Linked DNA regions of Homo sapiens: all the other regions are linked to region 2. Evidence: chromatin loops called from intact Hi-C (ENCODE). Cell type or tissue: PC-9. All regions are shown on one strand. Links, peaks and the distances in the headings refer to the core of each region. The heading gives the core; the rest is flanking DNA. Region 1 has its middle 42 kb from the start of LINC02943. Region 2 overlaps ETS2-AS1 (ETS2 antisense RNA 1). Region 3 holds the start of LOC101928398 (a long non-coding RNA gene).

Region 1 (10,682 bases), core at 1,316-9,315, 210 kb after region 2:
TGTCACAATAAGAGCCTAGCCCTCACCAGACTGCATCCTGGACCCAATAGCCCCTGGATCTCCACATCCCTGGAGCCCCACTGACATCCCCTGCCCACAGATGCTACCATGACTGACGGCTGCCCCCAGGGCTGAAGTGCGAGTCAGTAACAAAGAGCCCACTGCCCCTGGCAGTGATGCTGCCACGCATTTTCATGCACCTTAAAAACAAACCCCCCTGCCCACAGCAGTCACAGATGCCAATGCACACGCAAAGTGTGCACTCCTCAGCCACCTGTGGCTGCTGCCACTGAAAGCTACTTAGCCCTCCCCAGAAGCAGGGCTGCAGCACATCTTGGGCCTGGGGATCACCCCACCTCTGCCCACCACAACGAGGACCTGCAAGCACCACTGGGGGTCTGAGGACAGGTCCACCCAGCCTGGCTCTGCACCCCCAGTGTCCAGGCATGCCAACCAGAGGACTGAGGACTGCCTAGCCTAGTCCCCACCGCTGACACCTGAGCCCTCCTCCCAGGGGCTTCAAGTTAGGCCCATCCAACCTGCCATCCCTGCAACAGTGGGCACCCACCTGCACATGCCACATGCAGGCCTGGCAACTGGCCCACCTAGCATGTTGTAGCCACCACCAACACCAGCACAAACTGCTTGGGAGCCAGAGATTTGTCCTGCCACTGCTACTGCCATCACCCACACTATGCTTGTTGCCTAGGGGCCAAAGAACCTGCCCACCTGCCTGGCCCACCACTACTGGTATCTGAGTAAGCTGCCTGGAGTCCCAAAAATCAGCTCTCTTTAACCTGCTAACACTGGCGCCAGCGTACACATCCCTGAAGCCGAAGGACAGGCACACTTGGCACACTGCTACTACCACTGGGACCTGAGGACAGGCCAACCTGGCATCTTTCCCCCGGCAAAATTTGACCACAGCCTCCACTAATAACCACATCCTAAGCCACTGAGGAAATCAAACACCACTGACACTGTTAGGCCAAAGAAATCACACAGAAACTATGCTACTGTACCCACAATCGAAACCAAAGTGCCCTACTCAACACTACAGATACATCTTCAGAAAAAAGTTCCCACCCATGAAAGCAAATTCAAGAAATTGGAAGAAGTGACTGTTACACTAGATGTGCAGATATCAATGTGAGGAGAAAAAAACATGAAAAAGCAAGGAAATATAACACCACCAAAGGAACACAATAATTCTCCAGCAACAGATCCAAATCAAAAAGAACTTATGAAATCTCAGGGAAAGAAATTCAAAATAATGATATTAAAGAAGGAGAGTAAGATACAAGTGAATACAGAAAAATAGTTCAAAGAAATCAGAAACATAATTCAGGATATGAATGAGAAATTACCAAAGAAATGAGTATCATAAAAAAAGGACCAAATAAAAATTCTAGTACCAAAGAATGCATTAAATAAAATATAAAATACATTTGAAAGCTTCAACGATAAACTAGATCAAGCAGAAAAAGGATTTCAGAACTTGAAGAGAGGTCTTTTGAAATAAACCAGTCAGATAAAAATAAGAAAAAAGAATAAAAATGAACAAGGCTAGGCCAGGTGCGGTGGCTCATGCCTGTAATCCCAGCACTTTGGGAGGCCGGGGCGGGTGGATCACGAGGTCAAGAGTTCAAGATCAGCCTGGTCAAGATGGTGAGACACCATCTCTACTAAAAATATGAAAAAAATTAGCTGGGCATAGTGGTGGGCGTCTTTAATCCCAGCTACTCGGGAGGCTGAGGCAGAGAATTGCTTGTGAACCTGGGAGGCAGAGGTTGCAGTGAGCTGAGATCACACCACTGCACTCCAGCCTCGGCGACAGAGCAAAACTCTATCTTAAAAAAAATGAACAAAGCTTACATGACATATAGGACACTATAAAGTGACAAAATATTCTAATTTTTGGTGTCCCAGAAGGTAAAGAGAAAACTAAAAGAATAGAAAACTTATTTAACAAAATAAGAGCTGAAAAATTTCCCAAGTTTAGCAAGAGATGTATACATCTGGATACAGGAATCTCAGTGACCCCCAAACAAATAAAATGCAAAAAAAGGTCTTTTCTATGTCACATTATAGTCAAACTGTCAAAAATCAAAGACAAAGAGAATTCTAAACACAAGAGGAAAGCATCTAGTCACTTATGAGGGAACCTCAGTCAGACTAACAGTAGATTTCTCAGCAGAAACTTTATAGGCCAGGACAGTGTGGAATAATATATTCACAGAGCTGAAAGAAAAGAAAACTGCTGTCCAAGGAAATGATACTATACCCAGTAAAGTTTTTCTTTATAAATGAATGAGAAATAAAGTCTTTCCCAGACAAGCAAAAGCTAAAGGAATTCATCACCACTAGACCATTCCTACAAGAAATGCTTAAGGCAGTCCCACATTTGGAAGCAAAAGGACAGTATCTACCATAATTAAAATACACAAAAATATAAAAACCCATTGGAAAAGCAAACACACAAATAAGGAAGAGCAAAGACTCAAATATTACTACTACAGAAAATTACCAAACCACAATCATAAATAAGAGAGAAAGGAACAATGGATATACAAAACAATCAGATATCAATTAATAAAATGACAGGAAAATGTATTAACCACTCCACTTAAAAGATATAGACTGAATGAATTTTTCAAATGATCCAACTATATGCTGTATAAATGAAACTCATTTCACCTCCAAAGACACATATTGACCTAAAGTAAAGGGATGAAAAAAGACATCCCACACAAACAGAAACCCAAAACCAAGCAGGATTAGCTACACTCATATCCAATAAAACAGACTTTGAGTCATAAACAGTAAAAAGAGACAAAGAAGGTCATTATATAATGATAAAGGGATCAATTCAGCAAGAAGATATAACAATTCTAAACATATATGCATCCAACACTGGACCACCAGATATATAAGGCAAATATTATTAGATCTAAAGGGAGAGATAGACTTTAATAAAATGATAGTCAGGGATAGGACTGAGTGGCTTAAGGTGGGTCAGTGAGTTTCCCAGAGCTTCAAGCTTTTAAGTGGAGGAGCTCAGAGTCAAGCCCCTCTCCCAGCTCTGCAGGCCTCAAATACAACCACCATCCCACCAGAAACAGGTCCCCCTTGGCTTTGATGTACCACTGAGTTTGAGGGGCTCCTGAGACCCCCAGACATCTCTTCAAGCAACACTACATCTGAAAGTCACACATCTGAGAGGTCCTTAGGGGTATCAGTCTCATTGGAGACAGTGACAGAAGCTGGAGAAAGGCTGGGAGTGCAGCCCCCCAGCAGGAGGTCTCACCGTGGATGGGAAGAGACCTGAACCATCTTCAAATACTCTTACGTGTCCCATTTTAAGAAAATAGAACCAACGTGTTTCCAGCAAATTGAACACACATGGACATTTTTTAATGAACTCCAGTCAGCCCATCTGTCAAAACTGAAGATGCTGGAGAAACCTAAGACTCCTCTAAAGTTACAGCCAAAAAGATGTGATATACCTCCAAGAACTGCACAAGGGATGCTGCTAGCAACACTTCAGTGTTGTGGTCAACAAAGAAGTGGAGTAGAGGAGGAGTTTCTCTCTTGCCCTTCCCTGCGAAGATCGCTTTCCCCAGCATCGTTCCCAAAAATAGCAGCCGAGCTTTTAAAACACACACACTCCAGATCTGTGCTCCTGGGAGAGCTTGTTCAACTCACATCCTGCATGTACACAGAGCTCTAAATAGAGACTCCTAACTCTATAAAGGAATTCCTTTTAAGGAATCCACCCAAATCTGTTAATAACCAATCGTAGAATAAACACCAAAGGATCAAGTGTGTGTGTGTGTGTGTGTGTTTGCACGTGTGCACGCATGCACATCAGTGCATCTAAGTGTGTATGGGGGTGAGGGACCTTCTCCTTCCAGAACCTCCCTCCTCCCACTTGTCCTGCCACTGCTACTGCCTACTCTGTAGCATAAGGGCCTGCAGACCAACAGGAGCCCAGGCAGCAAATATCACTCCTGAGGGCCCAGATAAGACGCTGTCACTCACCACATACCAAAGAAAATGATATATATATAATATACATAATATATTCAAATATATACAAATTTGTATTTGATATGTATACATTAATTTTATATAGTGATTATAGAGATAGATGATATGTTATATATATTCTGTTTCACTGTGCTTACACTATTTTCACTGTAGAAAAGGGACAAATAGAGGCTGCGGCAGGACGGAAGGGTCACTTGCTTTTACACTGTGTAACTTTTTGTGGCTTTGAATTTTGTACTTGAAAAAATTAATTTGTGTGTGTGTGTCCTGCAGGTAAACTGTTGTCTTCTAAAAAATTTCTGCTTGACTTCCTAATCTCCAGCAGGGACCAAAACTTTTTCAGGAGCTCAGCAAGCCCTCCCCTCCCCACCCATCCCCAACACACATGTACTCACACACATGCATGTCACACACCCACACAACACACATGTACTCACACACATGCATGTCACACACACACCCACGCAACACACATGTACTCACACACATGCATGCCATACACCCACACAGCACACATGTATTCACACATGTATGCCACACACCCACACAGCACACATGTACTCACACACATGCATGCCACACACCCACACAGCACAAATGTATGAACACACATAGGCCATACACACCAGACACACACACCACACTGACACACACACACACACACACACATGCATTTGTCAGGAAAGAGCCTTTCACCACCCGCTGAGACCCCTCCCGCAGCATTTCTGAGCCCAGGTGCAGGGCAGGGCTCAGCTGGCCAACCAGGCCAGCATCAGGTCACAATGAACTCGCAGCATGGATAGGAAAGGCCCAAGTCCTCTAAGCCTCAGAATTCAGTGCCACCTAGAGGCTCCTCTGTTGCATGATTTCTCAATTCTGAGTGAAAAGACAGGCCCAGCCACTGGCCTCATGAAACAGGAGGTGGTCCCATGAGCCTGTAATGTCCAAAGAAGGCACTCATATTTCTTATGAGGACTTGAGAGATTGGGGCTGCCTGTCCGAGCTGCTGGCCAGGTCCCCAAGACCTGGAAGTGCTCAGTATCCCCTCGCAATTTTGCCACTCTACTCAGAGTGCAAACTGGTCAATCACTTCTGGAAACTATCTGGCAATATCTATTTGAGTTGAGCATGTGCAGCCCCTCGGCACAGCAGTCACACTCCTGATCTATACCCAACATATATGTGCATATAAAACTCCTGCCCACCCCAGCTCACTGAAATAAGGCCCCTGAAAATCCCAGCCCCTCAGCTGGGCCATTCCCCCTTGCAGGGAAAGGGCTGGAGGAAGCTGGGAGCTCATGTTGCTCCCAGGCCCAGCAGCATCGCAAGTGTGGATGGCTCCCTCCATCCTGCCCCCTCTCGGTCCCCACCCTCTGAAGCAGCGGTTCTTAGCCAGGGATGATTTTGTCCCCTGGGGACATTTGGCAATATCTGGAGACATTTTTGCTTGGCATACCCGGGGAAGAGGATGTACTGGCAGCTGGTGGGTAGAGGCCAGGGGTTCTGTGCAGCATCCTACGGTGCATTGGGCAGCCCCACGTGAAGGAGCATCCGGCTCCAAACGGCAATAGCAATGAAGCCAAGATATTGTGCCTTAAGTTCTCAATGGCGGAAGAGTGGGTGTAAATTATTACTTATTTTAAATAATTGGGCATTTCAGCTAAAGATTTAGAATTAAAAAATTCTATTACAGGAGAATTCAGTTCTAAGGCAGATGCATTTATCTTGCATTTTAAAAGAACAAAGCTGCCTAATGAAAACGGCAGAGTGAGACCATGCACTTCCTGGGCTTTAGATGCATCTTTTTCCCAGCCTGGGAAGCTGTTCCATTCTCCAGCGAACACCACTTACTACCTAATGACTGTTCCCCCATGGACCTGTGAGTGCACTGAAATCCAAAGTTCTTATGCTGGATCACTCAAAGGGATAAAAATACATTTCTACTCATTCTTTTCTTCCCTAAAGGCAATGTCTTGTTTATCCTTCCTTGTCTCTAAATAGATAATTTAATCAAAATGAACTAGCCAGATGATCTACAATAATCAACATTAGCTGTGAAAATTGTTTATGGAACTACTCGCTACCCAGCACAGATGTATTCACATTTCCTTCATAGTGCCTGGATTCTACTAGACATCACAGAAGCACATTCCCTACAAATTAGTGATTATATATATTCATTGTTTTTTTTTTGTTTTGTTTTGTTTTTTTTGCCAAATGCTTTCTAGATTGTTGCCCTATTTGTTGTTTAAGAAATGCTGACCCTTTTCACAAGACAGTGCTGAAAGCGAAGAAAGAAGTTCCTGCCCCTCCTAAAGCCAAAGCCAAAGCAAAGGCTTTAAAGGCCAAGAAGGCAGTGTTGAAAGGTGTTCACAACCACAAAAAAAAGAAGATCCACACGTCCCCCACCTTCCGGCGGCCCAAGACACTGCAACTCCGGAGGCAGCCCAAATATCCTTGGAAGAGCACCCCCAGGAGAAACAAGCTTGACCACTATGCTATCATCAAGTTTCCGCTGACCACTGAGTCGGCCATGAAGAAGACAGGAGACAATAACACACGTGTGTTCATGGTGGATGTTAAAGCCAACAAGCACCAGATCAAACAGGCTGTGAAGAGGCTCTATGATATTGACATGATCAAGGTCAACACCCTGATTTGGCCTGATGGAGAGAAGAAGGCATATGTTCCACTGGCTCCTGATTACGATGCTTTGGATGTTGCCAACAAAATTGGGATCATCTAAACTGAGTCCAGCTGGCTAATTCTAAATATATGTATACCTTTTCACCATAAAAAAAAAGAAATGCTGAAGGCTCCTTTACTGTTTTATATATTAATTCAAGTTGTTCAAATGCAATCCAACTAAATTTTTAATTTGTCTCACTGTTCTCCTCTTAAATAATTAAGTATTATCCTTTGGAAAACTGAGTTTGATAAAAGAAACCAAAATCCAACAACTCAAAATATCTCAGCAGAAACCAACATAAGGAATCAGTATAATCCTCATTGGCTGCCCCCAGAGTCATTTAGGAAATCAACCTCAAAGTAAATGTAATCAATAATTTGCTTTAAATTCAAAAAGATGTGTACATCACAAACTAAAATTCCAAACACTATCAGAAGGTATACAATAAAAAAGGTCTCCCTGTCATCTGATTTCCCAATCTCCCTACTGTCAACAGTTTTTTTGTGTGTTCTTTCAGAAATTCTTTACACGTACAACAAACAATATATATTTTGATAAATTATAGTTGTGCTATATACACATTGTTGCTGCTGGTTGCTTTTTCTTCCTTTTTTCCTGTGGTAAAATGCACATAAAATAAAATGTACCCTCTTAACTATTTTTAAGCGTATAGTTAAGCAGTATTCAGTACATTCACATATTTGTACAGCCATCACCATTATCCATCTCTGGAACTTTTTTTATCTTGCAAAATTGAAACTCTGTACCCATTAAACAACTTCCCATATCTCTCTCCCTCCACCCCCTGGCAACCATCATTCTTTCAGTCTCTATGAATCTGACTACTCTAGATACCTCATATAAGTGGAATCATAGTGTTTGTCTTTTGGGGACTGGCTTATTTCATTCAGCCTAATGTCCTCAAGGTTCATTCATGTTGGAGCGTGTGTCAGAATCTTCCCTTTTGAGGTTGGATAATATTCCATTGTTACATGTAGCACACTTCGCTTATCCGTTCATCACTGACGGACACTTGGATTGCTTCCACCTTTTGGATGTTGTGAATAATGCTGTAAATGTGGTGTACAAATATCTCTTCAAGACCCTGCTTCCAATTCTTTTGGATCTATATCTAGAAGCGGAATTTCTTGATTATATGGTAATTCTATGTTTAATTTTTTTAGAAACTGCCATACTGTTTTGCACAGCAGCTCCAACAAGTTACTTTCCCATCAACCATGCACAAGAGTTCCAGTTTTTCCACATCCTCACCAACACTTGTTATTTTCTGTTTTTGTTACAGTAGGCATCCTAATGGGTGTGAGGTGGTATCTCATTACAGTTTTGATTTGCATTTCCTTAATGATTAATGATGTTGAACATCTTTTCATGTGCTTACCAGCCATTTATACATCTTCTTTACAGAAATGTTTATTCAAGTCCTTTGCCCCTTTTTCAATTGGGTTGTTTGTCTTTTTGTTGTTGATTTTTAGTCCTCTATATATACTGGATATTAATCCCTTCTCAAACATATGATTTGCAAATATTTTCTCCCATTCTATGGGTTGCCTTTTTACTCTGTTGAAAGTGTCTTTTTGATGCACAAAAGTTTCTCACCCTCATGGAGTCCAGTTTGCCTATTTTCTTCTTCTGTTGTTCATGCCTTTTGTGCCTTATCTAAGAAATCCTCACCAAATCCAATGTCATGAAGATTTTGCCCTGTTTTCTTCTAAGACTTTTATAGTTTTCAAAGACATTTAGGTCTTTGATCCAATTTGAGTTAATTTTTGTATATGGTGTTAGAAAAGGTCCAACTCTATTCTTCTGTTTGTGGAGATCCAGTTTTCCCAGCACCATTTGTTGAAAAACCGTTCTTTCCCTGTTGTCTTGTTGATCTGTCCATGTGGGCCCATACAGAATTCCCTCATTCCTTTCATGGCTCAGTCATATTCCATCATATAGAGGTACCATCCCTTTCCAACCTGTCCCCTGCTAAAGCCCTAAATTCCTTTCTACTGTGTTGATTTTGTAAAAATGATAGAGTATACATTTTTATTTATGTGCAGATGTGTGTGTGTGTGTTTGTATATATACACACACACATAAATTCTTGGAAGTAAAATTCTTGGCATAAATTATTTGCAGTAAAAAAAAAAAAAACAAAAAAAACAGATTATTCTGGCTGAAAAGGCAGAATCATCCAACCCACCACCAGATAATCCATTTGTGTTTTTTAAATAAAAATTCATTGTAATAAAATTGAAGCAGTCAAGAGAGACATGAAATGAAAAATGACATTTTCACCTCAGCCCCAGTCATTCTACCCACTGGTTAACAATTCCTTGCAATTTCCTTCCAGAAAGAAATGATTATGCATATACTCAGAAATATGTACTTGTATATTTTTATTTGCATGAGTAGGCAGACTATAGACATTACTATACATCCCAAATATATTCTAGTACTCTGCTTGTTTTGTATGTGTGTGTGTGTCTTCTGGAAAAGTTACACATAATTAGCTTTCTACCAACAGAATTGTATATTAGAAGGAAAGTTTCCTTACGCCAGTGTCATCATGGGAAACCATCAACATTTTAACATTGACAGTTAGATAGGTAAAAAGTATGTCTCAGAGAAAATAGATATTACTTTTCTTAAGAATAATATGGTTTCTGTTCTAGGAGCCAGGAGGTGGGAGGAGAACAAGATGGAAAAACTTTCCATCTTTTTATACTTATTTTCTTGTGAAGGGTCTTTATTTGTCTTTTGCCCAGTTTTTATTATTTTATTGCTTTTTCTTCTGGAATTGTATGTTTTATTTCTTATGGAAATTAGTTAGGCTAGCTGCTATAACAAAAATAGCCAACAAAATATGTGTCTTAAATGAAATAAATGGTTGTTTCTCTCACCTATGACAGTCTGAAGTGAATGTCTCATACTGCTACACATGGCCACTCATATGATACACTAAAATCACATTCAGGTACCCAGGTTCCTTCCATCTTATTTTTCCACCATGACTCAAGATGTTGTTCTCTTCCGCAATGTCAATACTGGGGTAGGGGCACATCTGTGTTCTAGCTATGGAGAAGGGGGAAGAACATGGGCAAGAGTCATACCAACTCCTTCAAACCCCTGGCCCAGAAGTGACCCACATTGCTCTGCTCATATCCTATGGGTTAGAATTTGGTCATATGGCCACATCTAACTGCCAGGACAGCTGAAAGATAGAGTATAGTTGGGCTATGTATTAACTATCTACTCTATTCTGCCTAACAATATTACCACTAATAACTTAGGGCTTAAAACTAAACATTTCTTATCTTACAGAATCTGTGAGTCAGGAGTTTGGTTTGGCTCAACTGGGTCCTTTGCAAGATGGCAGTCAAAGCACTGGCTAGGCTGTAGTCTCATCTGAGGTTTGACTGGGGAAGGATACACTTTCAAGTCCAGGCAGGTTGGCAGAACTCAATTGGACTGGAGGCTTCAACGTCTTGCCTTGTTATCCATCAGCCCTGCCCTGTTATCCTCAGCTCTTAGAAGCCCTCAGTTCCTTGCCATGTAGGGTTTCCTCAAGGCCAATGGGGAGAGAGAAAATCCAGCAAGATGGATATGACAATGCTATATATATAATTACATACACACAATCATGTCAATCCTGATACCTTTTCCATGCACTATTGATTAGAAGTCATATGTCCTACCCATACTCAAGGGGAGGAAGCAACATAAGGGCATGAACACCAGGTACTAGGGATTGTGAAGGCCACCCAAGAGTGCTATGTAGGCCTCTCTAGAATCCCATGACAATTAAAGAAGGAAAATAGATTTCAGTGGATATCTAGCTGTCAGCTTCCACCACAAAATGTGTTGCAAATATTTTTCTTAGCAAAGAAAAATGCTCAGAAAAGTGCTAGGTTGAAAATTGGCTTCATACTTTAAT
Region 2 (10,682 bases), core at 1,301-9,300:
TTATGCCTCTCAGCAGAACTTTAGGGGTCAAGAGCCTGTGGCCCCTACAGCCTTAACCCACTAAAATGTAAGTACTCAGAAGGCAAGGACTCTGTCTTGTTCCCAAAGGGGATCTCTAGCCCAAGACAGGCCTTGGCACGTGGCAGCTCAGTGCATGTTTTGAACAGGCGAGTGCATGCATGATGTTGTTCTGCCAGACACTGTATTTCACACTATGTGTCATTATTAAGTCTTTTATGCCCCATGAAACAGATGTGCTTCCTGTTTTATAGATGCAGAAAGGGAGGCTTGGGGAGGTTAGGAAACTTGTCCAAGGGTTCTCAGCTGTATAGTGGGAGCGCTTGGCTAGGCAGCATGGCCAGTCTCCTTCCAGAGCTTATGCAATTAACCATGGCATCAACCTCCCCTCCCTACATGCTACCATCTTCAGCCTAGGTCTCTGGACAGGTCCATGGGTCCCTAAGTCCTCTCTTTGATTGGGAAGGGGATCCCAGCACCCCTGGAATTGCATGCACAATGGCATGTGTCTGGGCTTATGGAGGCTGTGCTGGAGAGAGGGCCCATGGCCTTCAGATTTTCAGAGAAACCTGGGATCAAAAAAAGTTTGAGAATCACTGTCCTGGTTTCAGCACTGAAAATCCCACATCCTGGGATGCCTGCTGTTGGTAGCAGGCAGCATAGAGTCCCCAGAGGAGAAGATTGAGTTTACATTCCTGGCGGTTCTCCTATCTCAGCAGGAGGGAAAAGGCTATGGGAGGTGGGAACAGGGCACAAAGCTCAGAAATGGACTGGGGAAAGGCTGAGGAGGAAGTCCTGGGACAGAATGAGGTGATTGTGACAGCAGCGCTTCAACGTTCGGGGCAGAGGTTCCAACGCCAGATCCCTGCCGAAGGTACCTGCCTTCCCGCTTTCTCTTTAGTTGACGCCACTGTTTCTGGGACAAGTTGAGGAAGGAGCACCAGGCAGTAGAGGTTTCTGAGGAGTGAAAGCGTGGTCAGGAAGACCCCCTCACCCAAAATTCTGTGCTGATGTCTGTTTAGGCGAGTACCTAGGCCATGCGGGGTGATGACATCTGATATTGTGCTGGCATCATCCATAGTTCATGACCAATTCTCCCTCCCTCAACCACTGGGTGGTCCCTGGGGTGGGGGTCCCCAGGAACCCCCAAGAACAGGCCCCCTTGCAGACCAGCAGTTCTGGACAGGTCAGACTCTGAGGCCCACAGTGAGTAGCTTGCAAGAACATCCTGAAAGTGTCCCAAAGCCAATAGAGTGTCCCAAAGCCAACAGAGTCAGGAACATGAACTGTGTGTTTGATGCTCAGAACTGCATTCTGAGCGAGATATCTGGAGTGTGCTCCGGGGCCAAGTTCTCCCGTGACAGATGAGGGGATGGGGCTCTGAGATCACCCAGGTCGCTGCTACAGCTCCAGTCTGGCAACTGGAATTGATCAGCATTTACAGCTAGCTCCAGCCTGCTAAATCAAGAAAGTGAGGAAGGGCTGGCCTGACACATTTCCTTCACAGGCTCAACAATGGCTAGAACCTCCCAGGAGAGCCTGGGCTTCCTTGAGCCATATACCGTGGCAGCCCTATGGCCGGCACCGGCGTGAGTCAGTTTTTGAGATTACAAGGGGGTTGCTGGATGCTTCCTCCTCCACCTGTCTTTTGTTTCCTAAATTCAGGGTGCTTTTGTCCCTGAAGCCCTTTGGAATGTGTGGCTCCAGCTTCCCCAGCTGCTTTTCACCCTAAGGACCAGGCAGCTGCAGACTTCCAGAGACAACAACAGGGAATTATAGGTGTGAGTCCTTCGAGAGGCAGTTCTCCCAAAGCAAGCCCCACTTCCTAAAAGCAGCCACACTTGTCGCTCAAGCAAGGCAGGGAGGAGCATGGACAATGGTGTCAGAGCCACTCCCTTTTGAACATTTGCCTCTACAGAACCTGGCCGGGGCCATGGGATGCCCTGTTTGGCTACCTGAGGCCTGAATCTATCGGGATCTGTAAGAAGCGACCACTGACATTGAGAATGGCACCAGCCATCTCCAGAAGGAGCAGGTCATCTGACTCACTGGCCACACACTTCGCTTGTGGAAGAAAGCCCGAGGCTACCTGGATGAAGAAAGGCATTTGTGCTAAATTAGGCAGTTTACAGACCTAACACCATAAAGCAGCCACAGGGCTCCCTTCTCTCCTCTCAAAATTCTTAAGGTGCCAAAGACGCCCCCACCCACCAGCCTCTTCAATTCCAGGCAGAACCCAGCCCTGTGCCTGGCTGTCATCAAGGGCACCAGGCTGGTGTTTTGGCAACAAACCAGCTTTCAAAGTGACATCAAATTGCTGTGAATCACCCGATCTGATTCAAATGAGGGCTTAGGTGGATTTAGAGATAGCTGATTGCCTCAGATGAATGCACAATTGCCTCAGAAAGTAATTTACCTCTGGGAGTTTCAGGTACTAAACATTTAGAGTTTGCATTTAAACTCTAAACTGGGGCAGGGGCAGCTATTCTTTTGCTGGCAGGACCCAGTGAAGGCTGATCCCAGGTACCTACGACTCTTCTGTGATTGGTGCTTCCCTACCTCCCTGCCCCACCCCATCTAAGCACAATTCATTTTATTTCAAAGATGAAAAGGACCCTCGAAGTCGTGACTTGGTCTCCCCAGTCACGCCCCTAATGAGTGGAGCCCCGTGTCTGTCTGTGTTCTTCACCAGGAGTTTTTTCCATTTCCTGTGACTTTTGTTGCTGCGAAGTTCTTCCTGGTCCTGGGTCACAATTGATCATCTTCCAGCCCCAGTCACCCTGCAGGTCCCCATGGTGGAAGTCAACTCCCCTTCTCATGCCATGTTCCTTCACAGATGTGAACAGCACTCTCTGTCTTATCTTTTAAAGACCCAAACCCTGAGCCCCTCCTACTACCAAACCATGGTTCTAGAGCTCTTCATGTCTTATCCATCCTCCCTCTGGCTTTTCCTATTGGGGGCCTCCTTCTCAGAGGGTAGCAGCTACATACACCAGGGATGGACTCAATAATGTCACCTCCCTTGTTTCAGCCAGTAGACCTCTATTGATTTAATCTGAAGTCACATTGGCCTTTTGGCAGCCTGTCCCAATGGTGACTCATAATGAGATTCATTTAGAGTCAATCAAACTCTTATAAAGGACACTGCCTGAACATATCCAACAAAGCAGGTAGCTGTTCTGTTGAACTTTGGAGCAAAATGTCCGACTTTTACATTTGTCCCTGTTAAATTTCTCCATTTTAATCTGCCCCATCATTCCTTCCCTGTCATTCCTATAGTTTTCTGTCATCTGGGAACCTGTTGCAAGTGCCTTCTGTCGATTGATCCAGATGATTGTTTACAGCGCAATTTTGTTATGGAATCACCTAACTATGTCAGCCTACAGCTTGCTTTCCTCTGCCTTGTTCAGAAAGGTCACAGAAGGCTGCTTCTTCACTGCTTTGCTGAAACATCTTAAAGTGTTGGGCCAGGAGAAGTGTTAGAGACCATCTGCTTCAAGCCCTTCATTTTTCAGATGAAGAAACTGAGGCCAGGTGAGGTAAAGAGGCTGCTAAAAGATCATACAGTGACCTGGTCTGCAGCAGAGCCAAAGATCAGGACTCAGAGATTCCCGTACCCAGGGACCCTCTGGTTATTTGCCCAGCAAGGAAACCACTGGTACACTCCATCAAGTCTGCTGGAAGACTCCAAAACAGTGGACAACAGAGCCCCTGCCCTTGGGAAGAAAGGCTAAGTGGGCCCTGAAAAGTAAGTAATCAACTGATGACTAGAGAAACAGAATGTGGTCCAGACATACAATGAAATACAGTCCAGCCATGGAAAGGAATGAAGCGCTGACGCATGCTACAACGTGGGTGAACCTTGAAAAATTATGGTCAGTGAAAGAAGCCAGTGGCAGAAGACCACATATTGTATGATTCCATTCAGAGGATTTGCCACAATAGGAAGATCCCTCGAAACAGAGAAAGCACCTTCGTGGGTGCCGGGGGGCTGGGGGGTAGGGGGAAATGGGGAGTGACTGCTAATGGGTACAAGATTTCTTTTTGGAGTGACAGAAATGTTTTGGAATTAGACCATGCTGATGGTTGCCCAACAATGTAATGCACTCAAAACCACTGAACTGTGCACCTTAAAATGGTTAAAATGGTGAATTTTATGGCATGTGAATTATGCCTTCATCTTTAACAAGAGCATCAGCCTGTCTTCCTGCTCTCTGGTGGACAGTGGAGAAGAAAGGAAAGGAAGGAGGTCAAGAACAAACCCTTTCCTCCTCTCCCAGCTGAAGAGCTTTGCAGACGGCGGGGAGGGCCTGGAGGGGCCGCTCTCTGGGCAGCTGAGGGTTGCTTTTCCACCTAAAGGGCCTGTCTGCCATGTCCTTCCTGGCGCATCCTGAGTGTCCCCTGGGCTGTGGTCCTGGGACCTCCCCCACTCTTCTGCCCTTCTGCCGCGATGGAAACTGGGCCTCCCTGGGCTGCTGCTCTGCCTTGGAAGGAAATGGGGGACACTTGCTTGGCTCTTCAGCACCCGCCCCGTGCTTCCGCGTTTGTGTGAAGGGCAAAGGTTTTAGCGATCTCCTGCCAGGCTCAGATCCGCTCCTCTACACGGCACGCCTTGCTCTGGCCAAGGCTCCATTCGGAGGAATTCGGGTGCGGCACAGCGTCAGGGTCCAGTGACAGCAGCAGCAGGAGTCACCTGGGAGGCCCCCAGCTGGCCTCAGAGCACGGGCAGGAAGAGGAGCCAGAAACTGAACAGCGGTGGGGAGGGGGTTTGGATAAAGTATGCAGAAATCACCGTGGAGAAGAGAAGCAACTGGGGCTGTTTGAGAAAGAAAAAAAAAAAAATTAAATCCTCTGCCAGTTTGGAAGCGCATTGCTTTCATGTCGGCCTGGCTGATTCCCGCGTGGGCGTGCGGCCCTGGCTCTGGCGGCCTGCCGGGGAGCGGGGAGCGTGGGTGGCCTTCCCAGAACAAAAGTTCAGGCTGCAGGAGTCACCTGCGGGAGAGCCCTGTCCCCTCCCACCAGGGACCGCTCCGCCCACCGCCCAGGGCAGTGAGCACCGCAGCCAGGTAGCCCTGCTGCCAGGGAGGGAGGGCGAACATGCACTGCGCACAACACACAACACATGCACACAACAGACAAAAGACAACACACACAACACATACAACACAAATACAACACACAACACATACAACACAAACACAACAGACAACACAAACAACATACAACACATACACACAACACACACAACAGACCACACACAATATACAACACACACTACAAACAAGCACAATATACTAGACACAATACACAACACATATACAACACACAATACACAACACACACTACAGACAACTTACACACACCACATAACATACAATATACAACACAACACACACACAACAAACCACGCACGCCACAANNNNNNNNNNACAACATACCACACAACACACAATATACAACATACACAACAAACCACACACAACACACACCACAAACCACACACAACATACAACACACATCACAACTACACAATATACACCACATACAACACACAATATACACAACACACACCACATACCACACACAACATGCAACACATACCACACACAACACATACAAATGCATACCACATACCACACACATACAAACACATGCCACATACCACACAAACCACACAGCGCACACCACATACACAACACACAACACAAACCACACACTGCACACACCACACAAACACATTACACAAACCACACACTACACAAAACACATCACACACAGCACACACATCACACACAACACATGCACCACATATACACCCACATACACACCACACACACCACACTTCACACACATCCCACACACCCCTCTCTCTCTCTCCTTCCCTGTCTCTCTCTGTCTCTCTGTCTCTCCCTCCCTGTCTCTCTCTCCTCATGCGTTCTCACCCATGGAGAATGTAAGTGAGAGGAGCTATTTACGTCATCCATAAAGAAGAAGGGAGGAAGGACCACAGAAGCCCACTCTCTATCAGAAGGGCCAGAGCTCAGGGAGCGCCTTTGTCAGCAAGATGGGAACCAGCTTTTACGGAGCACTTTGTGTCTTCAAAGAACTTCACCAACATTGACTCATTAAGCCACCCACACCTCTGAGGCAGCTGGGGTGGCTTGGTTCTCCCTGTCAGAGAGGAGAGAGGTCAACGCTCACCTCAGGGCACAGGGCAAATTCAAGAGAGGGCAAGGGCCAGTGTGTCCCAGATGACCCGGCCGAGGAACCTGCTTCTGTGTCAGGGAAGGGGTCAAGTGAGGTCGGAAGTCAAGGACCAGCTCTCTAGGTGCTGAAGGGTTAAGGAAGGAGGAAGAGAGGGTGGCCGGTGGCTGGTGGCATCATGTTACCTTCTGCCTGTCATCCAGAGAGCCAAGCTGAACAGGCATCAGGGTGCCTGTGAGGAGGGGTGGGCCCAGCCTTCCTGGGGCAGCAGCCCCTCCACTCTCTTTTCCTGTGCTGACAGAGAAGGGAGAAGAGGTCTCAGAGAGGCTCTTGGACCGAGTTCCTTTGTTCCTCCCTTCTAGGAGTGGTGCATTTTTACAATATCAACAGTCCTCACTCCCAGGCAAGATCTCTGTAATGCATCACACAGATGAATCCTTCTGTATCTCAAAGTTCACACACAGTATGAACTTAACAGCCAACAGGGAGCTTGTTTTTATGCTAATGGAATGGCAAAGGGAAAGTTCTTCCCAAATGAAAGAGCTTTGATGTCCTGTATTTCTATATGTGTGTGTATGTGTGTACACATATATATATACACACAAATATATATATATATATATATATACACACACACACACACACACATATATTTCCTCCAAAAAAGAAATGGCTGGTCCGGAGCTGAATCTCTTTCCTCCTCAAACCCCTACTTGGAAGCAGGCATTCCTCCCATCGTGAAAGGGCTCACATACAGCACAACTTGGTTTCTGAAAGCTTGGCCTTTGGAGCTAGAAAGATTTGTTTCAGTCATTGTCTGGATGTGGAGAAGAACCTGACTCTTAGAGGCAGCTTTCTCTGACCCCATCGCTGCCTGGGATCCCAACATCTAGGAAGAGGTTTAAAAGAGAAACTGTCCAACCCCAAACCAAGGGCAACACAAACCAGCCTGGCTTCTTCACTCACAGCTTGAGCAAGCTGCTTGTCTCGGTGATTATTTGGACACATGCTACGAAGCACAGAGACATACGCTTACCTTTTGTTTTCAGGGATTAAAGAGAAGATTTTAAAAATCTGAAGCCAAAAAGACACAGAGCAACAGAAGCAGCTGTACAAAACACACCCTCAGAAGGGAACAACTTCAGAAGAGAGAACGAGCAGGACCCTCAACTTTGTCCTGAGCCCTTCATTGGAAAGCTTATCCATCTTCATTTTTCCTAAAACTGGGATTTGTAACTAAAACCATTTCCTAAATGCTACTATGGACATTGTAGTACCAGGCACAAACTAGGGTAGATGTGTCATTTTCAAGGACAGTTTAACTGGGTGCATTGTATTTAGGTCAAGTGACTTAAAATGCTAGGTTGGACAACTTAGGTGAACTCTTTATTGGCACAATGTAATGCATATTTTGCACAGCCAAGTCAATCTTGCATTCTTGTTAGAAGGTGTGAATTGGTATTTTCAATCAGTGGCAGCTGACTATAGTATCAAGAGCCCAGGAGTTCAAATCTGCTTCTGTCATCTACCCACCAAAGGACCTCAGGCTGATTAAACCCTTCTAGACTCATGTCCCCACCTCTAAACAAACAATAGTAATGGCACCTCCCTGGTAGGTTTGCTGTAAAGATTAAATGAGATGTTGCCGCAAAACAATGAGCCACAGTAGGCATTCTCTTTGCCCTTGGATTTGTTTTTCCACAATACAATTCTATGTACCTTAGAAAAATCAAATGATGATCTGGTTACTTATTGACCTAATTGAAGGGATGCCTATAAGGTTATTGAAATTTATGTGTTTTTGTTTGTTTGTTTTATTGGCCTTTTAGTTAGAAATAAGGATTGAGGAAAGAAAAAAGGGGGAAGAGAGGGATGGAAGGAGAGAGGGAAAAGGAAGAGAAAAAGGAAGGAAGGGAGGGAGGGAAGGGAGGGGAGAGAAAGGAAGGAAGAAGGAAGAAAGGAAGGAAGAAAAGGAAGGAGGGAAGGAAGGAAGAGAAGGAAGAAGAGAAGGAAGGAGGGAAGGAAGGAAGAGAAGGAAGAAGAGAAGGAAGGAGGGAAGGAGGGAAGGAAGGAAGAGAAGGAAGAAGAGAAGGAAGGAGGGAAGGAAGGAAGGAAGGGAGGGAGGGAGGGAAGGAACTGAGCCTATTTTAACCAAACACAGAGAACTTAGAATGGAGCTAACCTTATCTCTTCCACATCTGTATATGAAAATCTGAAAGAAAAAATGTCCTCCCGTGTTTTTTTGCTGCTTTATCAGAGGTGCTTGCAAGCCTCCGCCTGGGCAGGCTGTGGCCTGTTGCACCTGTTTGTGAAGACCTTCCTTTTCTTGAAACAATACACTGAATAAATACCCCTGGAGTTCGAAATCTGGCAAAGCAACTGAGAAGGGGTGGGGGTGGCGGTGCAAAAACTATGAGAAGAAAGGCATTACACACAGTAAGAGCTTGCTCAGTCAATATTTGTTGAATGAATGAATTCTAGCTTCCGATTATACCTTTGAGCTTTAATGTCTCTTGGCTGCAGAACTGATCCCCCGTTTCAGCTTTCTGTGTTCATGCTGCCATTGCATAGACTAGAACGGCCATTTCATGTCACCTGTTTTACAAGATGTAGAGCACATTCTCAGACCACCTGCATCACAGTCATCTGCTAAAAAGGCATATTCCAGGCCTTTCCAAATGCCAAAGACCAGGGATTCTGAAGATCCATAATCCAGTATGTGACTGGCCCCAAACTGGCTTCTTTAGGTGAGGGGAGAGAGGGGAAGCGTCTGGCTTCTACAGAGGGAGAAGGGAGAGTTGACCCGGAGCCCCAGCCAGCCTGCACCCCGGGGGTGGAGGAGAGTTGGGGGGCAGGGGCACTAACATTATTCTTTTTTTTTTTTGAGACGGAGTTTTGCTCTTGTTGCCCAGGCTGGAGTGCAATGGTGCGATCTCAGCTCACCGCAACCTCTGCCTCCCAGGTTCAAGCAATTCTCCTGCCTCAGCCTCCTGAGTAGCTGGGATTACAGGCACGTGCCACTACACCCAGCTAATTTTGTATTTTTAGTAGAGACAGGGTTTCTCCATGTTGGTCAGGCTGGTCTCGAACTCCTGACCTCAGGTCATCCACCCATCTCGGTCTCCCAAAGTACTGAGATTACAGGTGTGAGCCACTGCACCCAGCCTAACATCATTCTCTTTCAACCTGAGGGTCTAAGAGACACTGTTAAAGAAGCTTCAAATAAAGGCTTGTTATTTAAACTTATAAAACAGCCCCCTAAGAGACCAAAATAGCAATAGCCTAAGCACTATATTAGCAGGAGGGAGGAGGGAACAAATCTTCGTTTCTCATGGGAGAAATCTACCGATAATGCCAAAAATGGGTATTTTTGAAGCGGTACACGTACATTACTTAGCAACCTGGGGTGGATTGCCAGCAGAACTAAAAGCAGAAATAGTTACAAGATTTAATTTAAAATGGTGATTTCTGTGAAGCTAGCCTGGGGTGGGGTGGCCAGGGCAGGGAACTCTTGTTTTCCACAAGAAAATATTTCTATACGGGTTGATTTTTTTCCCAGCCATGTCTAAATCACAAAAGAAAGTTAGACTTTGTATTCGAAAAGCATTTGGGCTGGTTGAGTCAGTCTCTGGGGTTGGGGATGGTGGCCCATGAAGGTGACTCCAAAAGCTCCCAAATGAGTCTCTGAGCTGCTGCTGAACCTGGGACCAGGTAACTTTGTGAAGTGAATGAACCAATGAATAAATAATGAAAGAAGAATCAGAGAAGTCAACACTGGCTGTTTGATATGCACACGGATATGCCAGTCTTGCCCAGGGACCCAAATCCAACCTAAATTGAAAGGCAAAACTGAATATAGCTTCACCTCAAGGCGCCTCTTCCTCTCCTGCACCCCTTTTTTTTAACCTATTCTAATTTCACAATTAGGAAATAATACAAGTATTGAAAGTTACATCATACATAAACCATTTCCCCAAATGTCCTTGGCTGGTGCCATCACCCAGGAACTCCCAGGGTGGCTGGTGATCACAGAAGACTCCATTTAGACCACTCAGCAGGGTACGCCAAGGACAGTCCTCTCAACCTGCAGAACTTTCTGGTTTAAAACAAAAAACAAAACAAAAAACCACTGCTTTTAAGACTTAAATCAAGGTCTTCAACAGAAAAGCCAGAGACAAACAAAAACAAACAAACTGATTCTGTTTTCCACCAAGCTCAAAGAGCCTTTGCCAAAGTAAATCAAAGCACTCCAGCAGCCAGCTTATTAGGTTTAATCATCAACTGTGCTTATCAGATCCTTCATTTGTAAGTCCCTTGAAGAAAAAAAGTGCAAAATGATTCCTTTTGTGCTTTGGAGATTGATATCAAAGCAGGCCTTGAGGTCAACTACAGAGGTGCTTTAAGTGGAAATTATAAGCAGGAAACAAAATGCACTCATTCAATTTCTTCAAGTTGAGTGG
Region 3 (10,682 bases), core at 1,661-9,660, 60 kb before region 2:
TAACAGAAAAAAAGGGTAAAGAAAGTTATCTTAGAATAAAAGACAGTTTCTCAATTAAGTTCATTTGAAGTATGACAACTTGCTATACATTCCTTATTTTTCTACTTTCGTTTGCAGACCAGTGCAAAGGCTTTTATATGGACCAACCCCAGTCAGAAAGCAGGCACTTGGAAACCTCGTGTCTGTGAAGAACAAGGGGTGGAACCTCTGAAATCCTCCCCTTTGAGATTTCCCATGCATTCACACATCCTTCTGTGTGCCTTGAAAATGTAAGAAACAGATGTGGGCAAGAGGCAGCCAGAAGACTCCGGCACAGGCCCTGCAACCTATCTGCTCACATCCTGCTTGGGAGACATGTCAGCGATAAACTCCAGGAGTAGTCACGAGGGCTGACAGGGGTTCCTGCCCGGCTCTGCATCCAACAGCCTGGTGGAGCCTAGGCTAAGTCTACAAAAATACGGAGCTCAGAGCTCCTACCTAGATTTCTTTGCTTTATTCAGGCAGAATTGACAAATTAAAAGGTATGTATTTAAGGTGTACTACTTGATTATTTGAAATACATGTACACAATTATGCTAATTAACATATCCATCGCCTCACAGTTACCTTTTTGGTATGTGATGAGAACACTCAAGATCTGACCTCTTGGCAAATTTCGTGTACAACACAGTATTGTTCATTGCAGTCACCACGCAGGACACTAGATCTCCAGAATTTAAGTTACGTTTTGATTGATTAGGTATGAGTTGGGCCTAACGATAGCATTTTACTCTTTTTATTCTTTTTTCTTTTTTTTTTTGAGACAGGGTCTTAACTGTCACCCAGGCTGAGTGCAGTGGCACAATCATGGTTCACTGCAGTCTCAACTACCTGGGCTCAAGCAATCTCCTACCTCAGCCCCACAAGTCGGTGGGACTATAGGCACACCATCACGCTTGGCTCATCTTCTATTTCTCATAGAGACAGGGTCTAACTATGTTGCCGAGGCTGGCCAGGAACTCCTGTACACAAGTGGTTCTCCCGCCTTGGGCTCCCAAAGTGGTGGGATTACAGGCTTGAGCCACTGCACCTGACTGGACATTTTACTCTTTATCACAGCATTAGATACACATGGTCTAAAATATCACAAGGCTTATAATGGAAACAACTAGCCCCTGGCTCTGCCTACCCCACGCTGCTCATAGCCATGAGATTACGACCACCAGTGCACTTAGTGATGCTTTTGGGAATTCACTTCTATGCTCGTTAATAACATGCTCATAGGGCTAGATCCTGATCCTCCATTGAGCACATTAACCTTGGGGATCTGCAAAACCATGGCTTCTCCCCACTAAAGATGTCCATGTCCTAATCCTGGGAACATGGGATCCTGTGAACATGTCACTTTCCATGCCAGAAGGGACTTTGCAGGTGTGATTCAAGTAAGCATCTTGAGATGGGGAGATTTTCCTGGATTATCCAGCCTGGTCCAATATCATCATAAGGGTCCACATGAAAGGGAGGGATTATCCAGCCTGGTCCAATATAATCATAAGGATCCATATGAAAGGGAGGGATTATTCAGCCTGGTCCAATATCATCATAAGCGTCCATATGAAAGGGAGGGATGAGAGTGGAGTCAGAAAAAAGAGAGGTCGCCGTGGAAGCAGAGGTTGGAACAATTCACTGTGAAGACAGAGGAAGGGGCCAAAGCCGAGGAATGTGGCGGCCTCTGGAAGCTGGAAAGGGCAAGGAAGATTCTCCTCAGAGCTTCCAGAAAGACAACAGCCCTGCCGACGCCTTTGATTATAGCACAGTGAAGACTCATTTCAGACTTCTGAACTCCAGAACTGCAAGGTCACAGTTGTGTTGTCTTAAGCCACTGAATGTCCGGTAATGAGTTACAGAAGCAACAGGAAGCCAATACAGCTCTTTAATACTCCCCCAAATTACCACCCTGTTGCCCCAACAAACATTCGCTTCTCTTTCTTCATCTTCCCAATGTTGTTTATCTGGGTCTTCAGGAAGTCAATACTATGATTATGTAAATATTTTCCACTGAGCCACATCAAGAAATAAGATTGCATTTCTGTCTCGTACATGTGTATGTTTTCAAGCTTATAATTACTTTGGATTTTCCCCGATGCACCTCTGGCTAATTTTCAACAGCCACAATTTACTTGTAAAACGCTTTCTCAATTCTATTTTCCGCACAGCTTATATATCAAAAAAAAAATTCAGTTCATGTTTTTCCTGGAGGAATGCCTCCGGGAAACCCTGGTCTCCCAGCTTCCACCTGGACTGATGGCTCCCTGGGTCCCCTGCATGGCTGCCAGCCTGACAATCCCTTCTGTCCTGCTCTGCTTCACTGGTTTCGCTGCTGAGACTCCTCTTTCTTGGTTTTCTCTTATCTTGGACGAGCATGTGCCCAGTAACTGCCTGAGAAAGGGTGCAGACAAGAAACGTTTCTTGAGATCTTGAGTGCTTGAAAATGCCTGTATTTCATTTTCAAAATTGATCAGTAGTTTCATAAGCCAAGAATTCCACATTAGAAATTTGTTGCCCTTCCAGAATTTTGAAGGCCCTTGTCTTCTAGCTCCCTGTGTTGCTGTTGAGAATTCTAAGGGCCTCCTGATTGCTGATATTTGCTAAGTGGCCTCTGTGTTCCTCTAGAAGCTTCTAAGGCCTTCTCTTTATCTCTGCTGCAGTGATATTCCATGATGATTTGCCTTGGCCTGAGCATCTATCAGGAGATTTATGCCACTTAGCTCTAGGGAATTTTCTTGCATTTTAAAAAATAACTTATTCTCTATATATTTTTTTCCTTTTCTCTCTTTTGGAATTCCTGTTTGTCAGGAGTTCAACTTTCTTCTCTTGTCTTTTCATCTCTCCTCTCCTATTGTTGGTTCTTCGGCCTTTTGCGGTATTTTTTTTTTGGCAAAAATTCTCATTGTTATCTTCTAATCCTCCTGTAGAATTTTGTTTCAGCTCTGTCCTCTTTCCTGCCCCTAATCCTGGAGCTATGAATGTTCCTGCTAGGAGCCTGATCTTGAATCACAAGTATACAGCTCCTCTTAAGTCCTAGAAGGTTTTAATTGTGGGTTTGTCCAGAAAGTTTCCCTCTGCTCCCTGAATTGCCTGTTTTCTCTGAGATCCTTTCTGTCTTGTCTTTAGTTTCTGTTTGTCTGTGTTAGAGGGCTTCCTGTCTGGTGATCCTTGGCTATCTATTCATAGTTAAGAGTGAGACACTAAAATATTTATCAGAAACTGGTGTGCTGGGGCAGGATTTGCCTGTGCAGTGAGAGGCGAAGTACATGTTCAGAGGAGCCCACATTGTTAGCATCTGGAGCCTGTCCTCTGGGTGATGTTGTCCTCAGAGGTCATCTGTTTTCCTGCTTGCTGGTTATAGGTTTGGCTATGGCTGCCCTGGAGCAGGGATGGGGAAGGGGCCAGAAGTCCACCATTCAGTGTGCACAATTCATATCCCCACCTCACCCTGCACTGGAGTGCCAGCTGCCTCGATTTCCCAGAGGATCACCCTCGAGTCTCTCGTGGGATCAAGGAGCTAGTGTCTGCCTGAGCAGCAGATCTAACAACCCTTGGACAGCATTCAATAACCCACCTCTTGCCAACCCCATCTCATCCCAACCTTTCAGAGGGCCTGGAGTCTGATTCCGGAGCCTCTCGGGTGGATCCTCAAGGTCTTCTGCCTGCACCTCTGACTGCAGACACTCGGTAGCCAGCTTCCTTCCCTCTGCTAAGTCACCTCCCACCCATGGCTGTGTCTGCTTTCCTCTTCAGACATAACTCACATTGTCATTCATCTTATTTAATCCCCAGTCCTGGGCTCCTCATCCTGTAAGGTTCCCTGTTTTCATGCTTTTACTGACATTTTAGGGGGGGTGGGCAGAAAAGTAATGAAAGTACATGTACCACCGGCCATGTTTAAGCCTCTTCTGCCTGGGCTGGGCATGGTTGTTCACGCCTGTAATCCCAGCACTTTGGGAGTCCGAGGTGAGTGGACCACCTGAGGTCAGGAGTTCAAGACCAGCCTGGCCAACATGGTGAAACCCCGTCTCTACTAAAAAATACAAAAATTAGCTGGGAGTGGTGTTGGGCGCCTTTAATCCCAGCTACTTGGGAGCCTGAGGCATGAAAATCACTTGAACCCGGGAGGCAGAGGTTGCAGTGAGCCGAGATCAGGCCACTGTGCTCCAGCCTGGGTGACAAGAGTGAAATTCCATCACCAAACAAACAAACAAACAAACAAACAAAAAAGCCCCCCAAAAAACAAAGACTCTTCTGCCCATGCCTGTCAGATACTGAAGGAAAAACGCAAAGCACCTTCCAGGAAAGCTGAGTCACAGAGGTGCACAGAGCCAACCCAGGAGCTTCTCTTTCTCCCACAGCATGCACCCATCCCTAGCAAGTCCTGCCAGCTCTGCTCTAAACAGGACCAGGCTCAAAGCTCATCTCTTCACCTCCTTCACTACCTTCCCTACCATTCGTCTGGGATTCCTGCAGGCACCTCTGACTAGACTGCCCTGCTGTGTCCTCTTCAGTCTACTCTCAGAAATTAGACTCAGCTGGAGAGATTCCTGTTAAAACAAAAGTCAGATAATATGACCCCTTCATTCTAAACCTTCCGACAGCTTCCCATTTCACTCATGACAATATCCTAAGGCCTTACCATGAACTGCAGAGTCAACACAATCTTTCCATATCACCTCCTACTCCTGGCCTCTTTGCTTAATCTGCATCAGGCACACTGAACCCCTTGCCATTTCTCACACACACTGAGTGTGTTCCAGCCCCAGGGCCTTTGCACTTGCTGCTCGATCCCCAGATACTCCTATGATCATGTCTTCACTTACTTCCATGCTCAGCTGAAATGTTACCTTATCAGAGAGACCTCCATTGTTTTATCAATCCATTTGCGGCCTGAAAAAGTCTGATTGTGATTCCTGGGTTCCAAACACCTTGATCCTTCAGCTGCTGATATTACAATCAGAAATTAATACTGGTTATTGGTATTCTGACTTCTATTTGGAATCCACGAAGATCCCTAGGCCAACACTTCTCAAGCTTTAACGTGCATGTGAACCAGAAAGATGCTAGCCAGTGCTTCTTAGACTTTTACATACAAAGGAATCACTTTGAGAGCTTGCCAAATGCAGATTAAGACTCAGCAAGTTTGGGACTAGACCAGAGGTTTGCATCTGTAACACGCGCCCAGGTGATGTTGAGCCTGCTGCTCCCCAGCTTACCTTTTGAACGACAAAGTCTAGACCAAGGTGAGGATACTGTCCCTCTCATCCCAGACACACAAGAGAGGCTGGGCCTTCATCCCTCCCATCCCCACCTGTGGGCAAGTTACTCCATCAGCCAGAAGATGGTCAGCTCTTACAGCCTCAGAGGTCTAATGACGCAACAGCTGCAGCACCTGCTCCCTGGGTGCCCGCCTGTGGGGTGAGTCAGCGGCTGGACTGAGATGACAGCTCATGAGCATGTCTCCTGGGACTGTGCCTGTGGCCTGGGCTTGGGCCAGACTCCGTCAGCAACTAAATGCACCTGGAAGGCTCTCCTCAGCTCTGCAAATCCCACCAGCTGCCTGACCTGCTTTCCCCAAGCCCTACCACTCCTCTCGCCTACTCTTAACTGCCTTCGTCACCCCAGTTAGGTCAAATGGCATTCTCTTCAGAATGACCTCTACCATCTGTTGAGACTCTGTTATCTGCCAGGCAGTGTTGCAGGCATTTCCCTTGCATCATTTGATTTAACTCTCATAAGTGTGCTATGGGATGACTGTTATTACCTTCTTTTAAGATGAGGAAATGACACTGCAGTGACAATAACTAATTTGCTCAGGATCACAAAGCTGGGAAGTGATGGAGGTGGGATCCCAGGCTGGCTCTCTGATTCCATCTTGGGCAGGGGACATCACATCTGTGCCACCACCCTACTTGTGGTCTACCAGGCTCCACCACCTCCATTATCTTAGTGGACAGGTGGAGAAGCACCACCTCATCTTTGTGGAGGGAAATGCTGTACTTCAGCTTCCTTCATCCTAACACCCAGGGAAAAGGAAACATCCCAGTCCCATCTCAGCTAGCTTTCCTGTATTACCTAATATAAGATGGGATAATAACTGAGACTCCCAGGTGAAGGTCACAGCCCAGGGACACAGGCTCACTAAAAACCTGAAACCTAATCATTGGACTCTATATAGAATGATTCGCCTCCCCCATTTCTGCCCAGCACATCCGCAGTGCTCTTTTGTAGTAACTGGAACACAATATAAGCTATATGTCAGTGAGCTTGAAGATATATGAATAGAAACTTCTCAAACTGAAAGACAAAGGGAAGAAAGACTGAAAAAAAAATGGAGCACCATGTTTAAAAATGGCAGGACAATTACAAAAGGTGTAACATATATGTAATGGGAATACCAAAAAAGAAGAAAGGGAGAAAAGAACAGAAAAAATATTTGAAGTAATAATGACTGAGAATTTTCCAAAATTAATGAGACACCAAACCACAGATTCAGGAAACTAAAGAGAACACCAAGCAGGATGGATATTTTAAAACGTATACCTAGGTATATAGTATATATTCAAATTGCAGAAAATCAAAGATGCAGAGAAAATAATGAAAGAATTCAGAGGTGGAAAAAAAACCTACCTTACGTATGGAGGATCAAGCATAAGACTACATCAGACTTCTCCTCGAAAACCATGCAAGTAAAAAGAGAGTGTGGAGTGAAATATTTAAAGGGCTGAAAGAAAGAAAACACCACTAGCTATAGATAGAATTCTGTATCCAGTGAAATTATCCTTCAAAAGTGAATGGCAAATACTTTTGCAGAGAAAGAAAAACGGAAGGGGTTTGCTGCCAGTAGGACTTCCTTGAAAAAGAAGGGAAAATGACATAGGTGAAAAACTCAGGTCTACTAAAAGGAATGAAGAGCATTCAAGAAGAAAGAAACGAAGGCTAAAATGAATAATTTCTTTTTCATATTTTATGCTAATCTAACAGTTTATCATTTTCTTCAAGATAATAATAGTAAACATGTATTGGGTGATTATAGTTTATAAATTAGTGAAATGAATGACAAAAATGTTATAAGAGATGAGGAAAAGAATTGTGAATACTCTGTGATAACATATTCTCACTACACATGAAGTGGTATTGTGTTATTTGAAAATGGACTTGGATCAGTTTTAAGTGTATATTGCAAAATCACAGGCAACTACTAAAAAAATTGTAAAGAAGTATAACTGATATATAATGAAAGAGGAAATAAAATGGAATCATATAAAATTCTCAAGGAAAATCAGAAAAGGAGAAAAAAGTGTAAGAGGAAAAAGAAACAGAACAAGGGAAACACATAGAAACAGTAATAAATATGGTTGATATTATATCAAATATATTAATAATTAGTTTATATGTCAATGTTCTAAATATGTGAATTACAAGACAGACGCTAGCTGGGTGGATTAAAAAAACCAGACCTAACTGTATGTTGTCTACAAGAAACTCACTTTAACTATAAAGACACAATTAGAATACAAGTAAAGAGATAGAGATAGATATACCATGTTAATGCTGGAATATCTGTATTTATATCAGACAATGTGGACTACAGAAAAAGTATCAGGGCAAAGGGGCAAGAAGGGCGGCGTGAGCAAGTGGAGCCAGGAGGAATTTTAGGGCAGTGGAACTCTTCTATGCTTTACTGTAATCGTGCGTGCCTGACATTATGCATTTGTCAAAACTGCTAGAACTGAACAACACATGGAGTGAACCCTCACGTAAACTATGGACTTTCATGGATAATAATGTACCAGTACTTTCATCCATTTTAGCAAACGTACTGCAACAATGCAAAATGCTGATAATAATAGGGGACACTGTGGGAGGAGTCAAGGGTCTATGTAATATCTCTGCACAATTTTTCTTTAAACCTATCACTGCTCTAAAAAATAAAGCCCAGTTTTGTTTTGTTTTTAAAAAAAGAGGCCACGTGCAGTGCCTCATGCCTGTAATCCCAACGCTTTGGGAGGCCAAGGCAGGAGGATTGCTTGAGGCCAGGAGTTTCAGACTAGCCTTGGCAACATGGCGAGATCCTATCTCTAGGAAAAAAAAAAAATAGCTTGGCATGGTGGTGCATGCCTGTGGTCCCAGCTATTGGGGAGGCTGAAGTAGGGGGATTGCTTGAGCCCAGGCATTTGAGGCTCCAATGAGATATGATAATGCCACTCCACTCCAGCCTGGGCAACAGAACAAGACTCTGTCTCAAAAAAAAGAGAGAAAGAAAGAAAGAGAGAGAGAAGGAAGGAAGGAAAGAAGGAAATTATCACAACTATCGCTTCAGGCGTTGGCTGACCTAGACCTCCACCCCGGCCCTCACCACCTGGCCAGTCGGAGCCTTGGTCCTCTACATCCATGGGGCCCCTACTGCCTGAGCTAGGCAATCTCTCAAGACCCCAGGGCTGGCCTTGGCGGACAGTTCTCTAATTTCATTCTGGGTAAAGGGACCATGAGCGAGTTGCTCATGGCAAAGTCCCAGAGGATGAACAAGAGGCTGTGAGTCTCGGTCTGCCAGAGGGATTCTAGGAGAGAGAAGTAGCTTAATAAGCAAAAGGTGGCAAATATGAGCCGAAAGAAGGCCCCATCCCCTTGTAGTAGACATGCACTTCTGAAGACGGCTCAGTGGATTGGAGACTGTTCCCAGGGCCACCTTGGGAGGCATGAGGGAAGGAGCTTGGGTCAACCTGTCATACCCAAAGCAGAGTCACCCTCACTCAGGACACTTGCTGAACAGGGACAAACCAGCTTCATAGAAAATCCATGAAATTGTAGACTCCACCAGAAATTTTAGACTCCATCTACTTATTTCTCCTGGATTGTTACATTGAAAATCCAGGTCTCTCAGTTTAGACCTTTGGGGAGACTCTTCAGTCCTCTCCCCATCTGCTAACCTTGACCAAACACAAAGGAGAGAGGGGCTTCAGAGGAGGGTCCCTCGGACCTTGGTGGGCAGGACCCACTTTCCCTGTGCAGAAGGAAACTTGAAATCAGGAGACTGAGCCTCACCCAGGGACAGGCCCCACCACTGTGCCCTGACAGGCCCTTGTGGACAGAAAGGGACAGGGCGTAGCCTCACTTCGACCCTCTGGGTTTGCTGTGGGGCCAGCTGGGCCTGGTGTGGCTGAGCTCCAGAGTGCTGTCAGCCACTCCCAGTTCCCTCATGACCTGGGCAGGGAATATAATATCACCTCTATCTGTGCAGTAAGCACAGCAATGTCAGGGACACTGTTTTTAGAATCTGGCTTGCTCCCCTCCCCCAGCCCAACTGATTATCTGTCCTGGTTGCCAGGCACCTGTTTGCATTAGATACAGAACACTCCGCAGGGTCCCGAGTAGGCAGTTGTGGTCCACAGGCCACTGGCAAACAGAGGCAGAGCCACAGAGGGGCTGCTCGTCCCCAAATGTCTCTCCAGCCGCTCTGAAGCTGCTGCGGGCTGCTGTGCTGGTGATGGCTGAGATCATGAGATGAGCCCCGGGGGTCCCTGGGCATCCCTGGGAGGTCCTGGTTTGTGTTGCTGTGGTGGTCTTAGTCATTAAGAGATGACACTTTATAAAGAGGAAAAGAGCTTAGTAAAAGTGTTGTTCTCACCAGCAGGTCCATGGAGAAGGTGGAACACTGGACTAAAGAGACAGGCTGAGGAAGCCCTCAAGTCACCCCTGATGGAGGCCAGACCTTGAATGTTACAATCCCTCTGCTTATCGACCCTTAATAAAAATCTGAGCAGGTCTTCTCTGCAGGACACAGGAGGCTTTCTGGAAAAAAAAACATGGAAAAGTGAGTCTCCTAAGCGTTCCCAAGTGATTGATGCAGGACACATCTTAAAAGGATGAAAGGAGGATGGAGGAAAACTTCAGAAGGAAATAACACAGTTTGAATGAAAACACCTATTTTGCAGAAAGTCCGGAAGTGCTCGACCAAGAGATCGCGAGATGGGAGCAGAGAGTACAGGAAAGGAAGGAGGAGAAAGAAAGGCTGGAAACCTTTGAATGCACAAAAAAAACAGGTCATGAAAGATACCACGAGCCAACTAAAATCTCTGGCTGAAAATGTGCTGGACACCATGCAGTTGGAAGATTTCACTAGGGACCGCAGTGATGAGGGGAACTTGGAAGCAGAGCTAAAGAGGAAAGCAGAAAATGAAGAAACCACCCCCTTAAAAATTAAGTAAATTTTTTTAAAGTTATGTGCATACATTCTGTATATACAGAAAAGATATCTAAATTGTATGCACGCAGAAGGAGCATTGCCCCCACAAGGAACAGTTCATGCTAAATGGTGCAGATGAAGAGACTTTGACAAAGGAAGTTTCCTGAGCTGTGGGCAGGGATGAGAGCTCAGACAAATGATGGGAAGCCTCCCAGATGCCAAGGTTTCCCACCCCCAGGTTTCAAGGGAGGAGAGAGGAAGTGATGTCATCTGAGCCCAGTGAGGCCCTGTCAAGGGACCAGGGAAAACTGCCCCCACTTTTTGCTCCCATCCTCTCATTGACTGCAGGTGCACAGGCAGCTGCCTGAAAGAGGGCCTGCGAAGTGCAAGCCAGAGGAGTTGGCCTCCATGGCACAGAGCAGGCAGAAAACAAATTTGGAGAATGACCAGCACTCTTGGGTTTATT

The links. A loop is a pair of places that touch in the nucleus more often than their neighbours do. Peaks named below come from ENCODE experiments on the same cell type or tissue, not always from the same donor. Only the 100,000 strongest peaks of a DNase experiment are listed, where the experiment ranks them.
Region 1: a loop joins it to region 2, with 4 times the contacts of the local background. A loop is called at or near these places in 15 of 110 quality-filtered maps.
Region 3: it touches region 2 in a loop (6-fold over the local background); 14 of 110 quality-filtered maps call a loop at or near these places.

What each region holds. Positions count from the first base shown.
Region 1 is chr21:39,121,245-39,131,926 of GRCh38, forward strand. It overlaps the pseudogene RPL23AP12. Among named protein-coding and RNA genes, the nearest start is that of LINC02943, 42 kb to the left of the region's middle. RefSeq lists a silencer at 4,779-4,838. In PC-9, for the core only: a CTCF peak has its summit at 4,935 (motif pointing left); a DNase peak (open chromatin) is centred at 4,907.
Region 2 is chr21:38,908,584-38,919,265 of GRCh38, forward strand. All of the region lies in intron 2 of ETS2-AS1 (ETS2 antisense RNA 1), which reads right to left. Among named protein-coding and RNA genes, the nearest start is that of ETS2-AS1, 25 kb to the right of the region's middle. RefSeq lists enhancers at 5,837-6,337, 6,338-6,838. In PC-9, for the core only: no CTCF peak of the experiment used is centred there; DNase peaks (open chromatin) are centred at 2,088, 2,188, 4,648, 5,048 and 1 weaker place; H3K4me3 peaks cover 1,957 bases; H3K27ac peaks cover 3,954 bases.
Region 3 is chr21:38,848,112-38,858,793 of GRCh38, forward strand. It overlaps LOC101928398 (a long non-coding RNA gene), which reads left to right and starts at 9,428. Exons shown (of 3, transcript NR_109926.1): 1 at 9,428-9,514; 2 at 9,665-9,844; 3 at 9,966-10,682. In PC-9, for the core only: no CTCF peak of the experiment used is centred there; a DNase peak (open chromatin) is centred at 5,520; H3K27ac peaks cover 877 bases.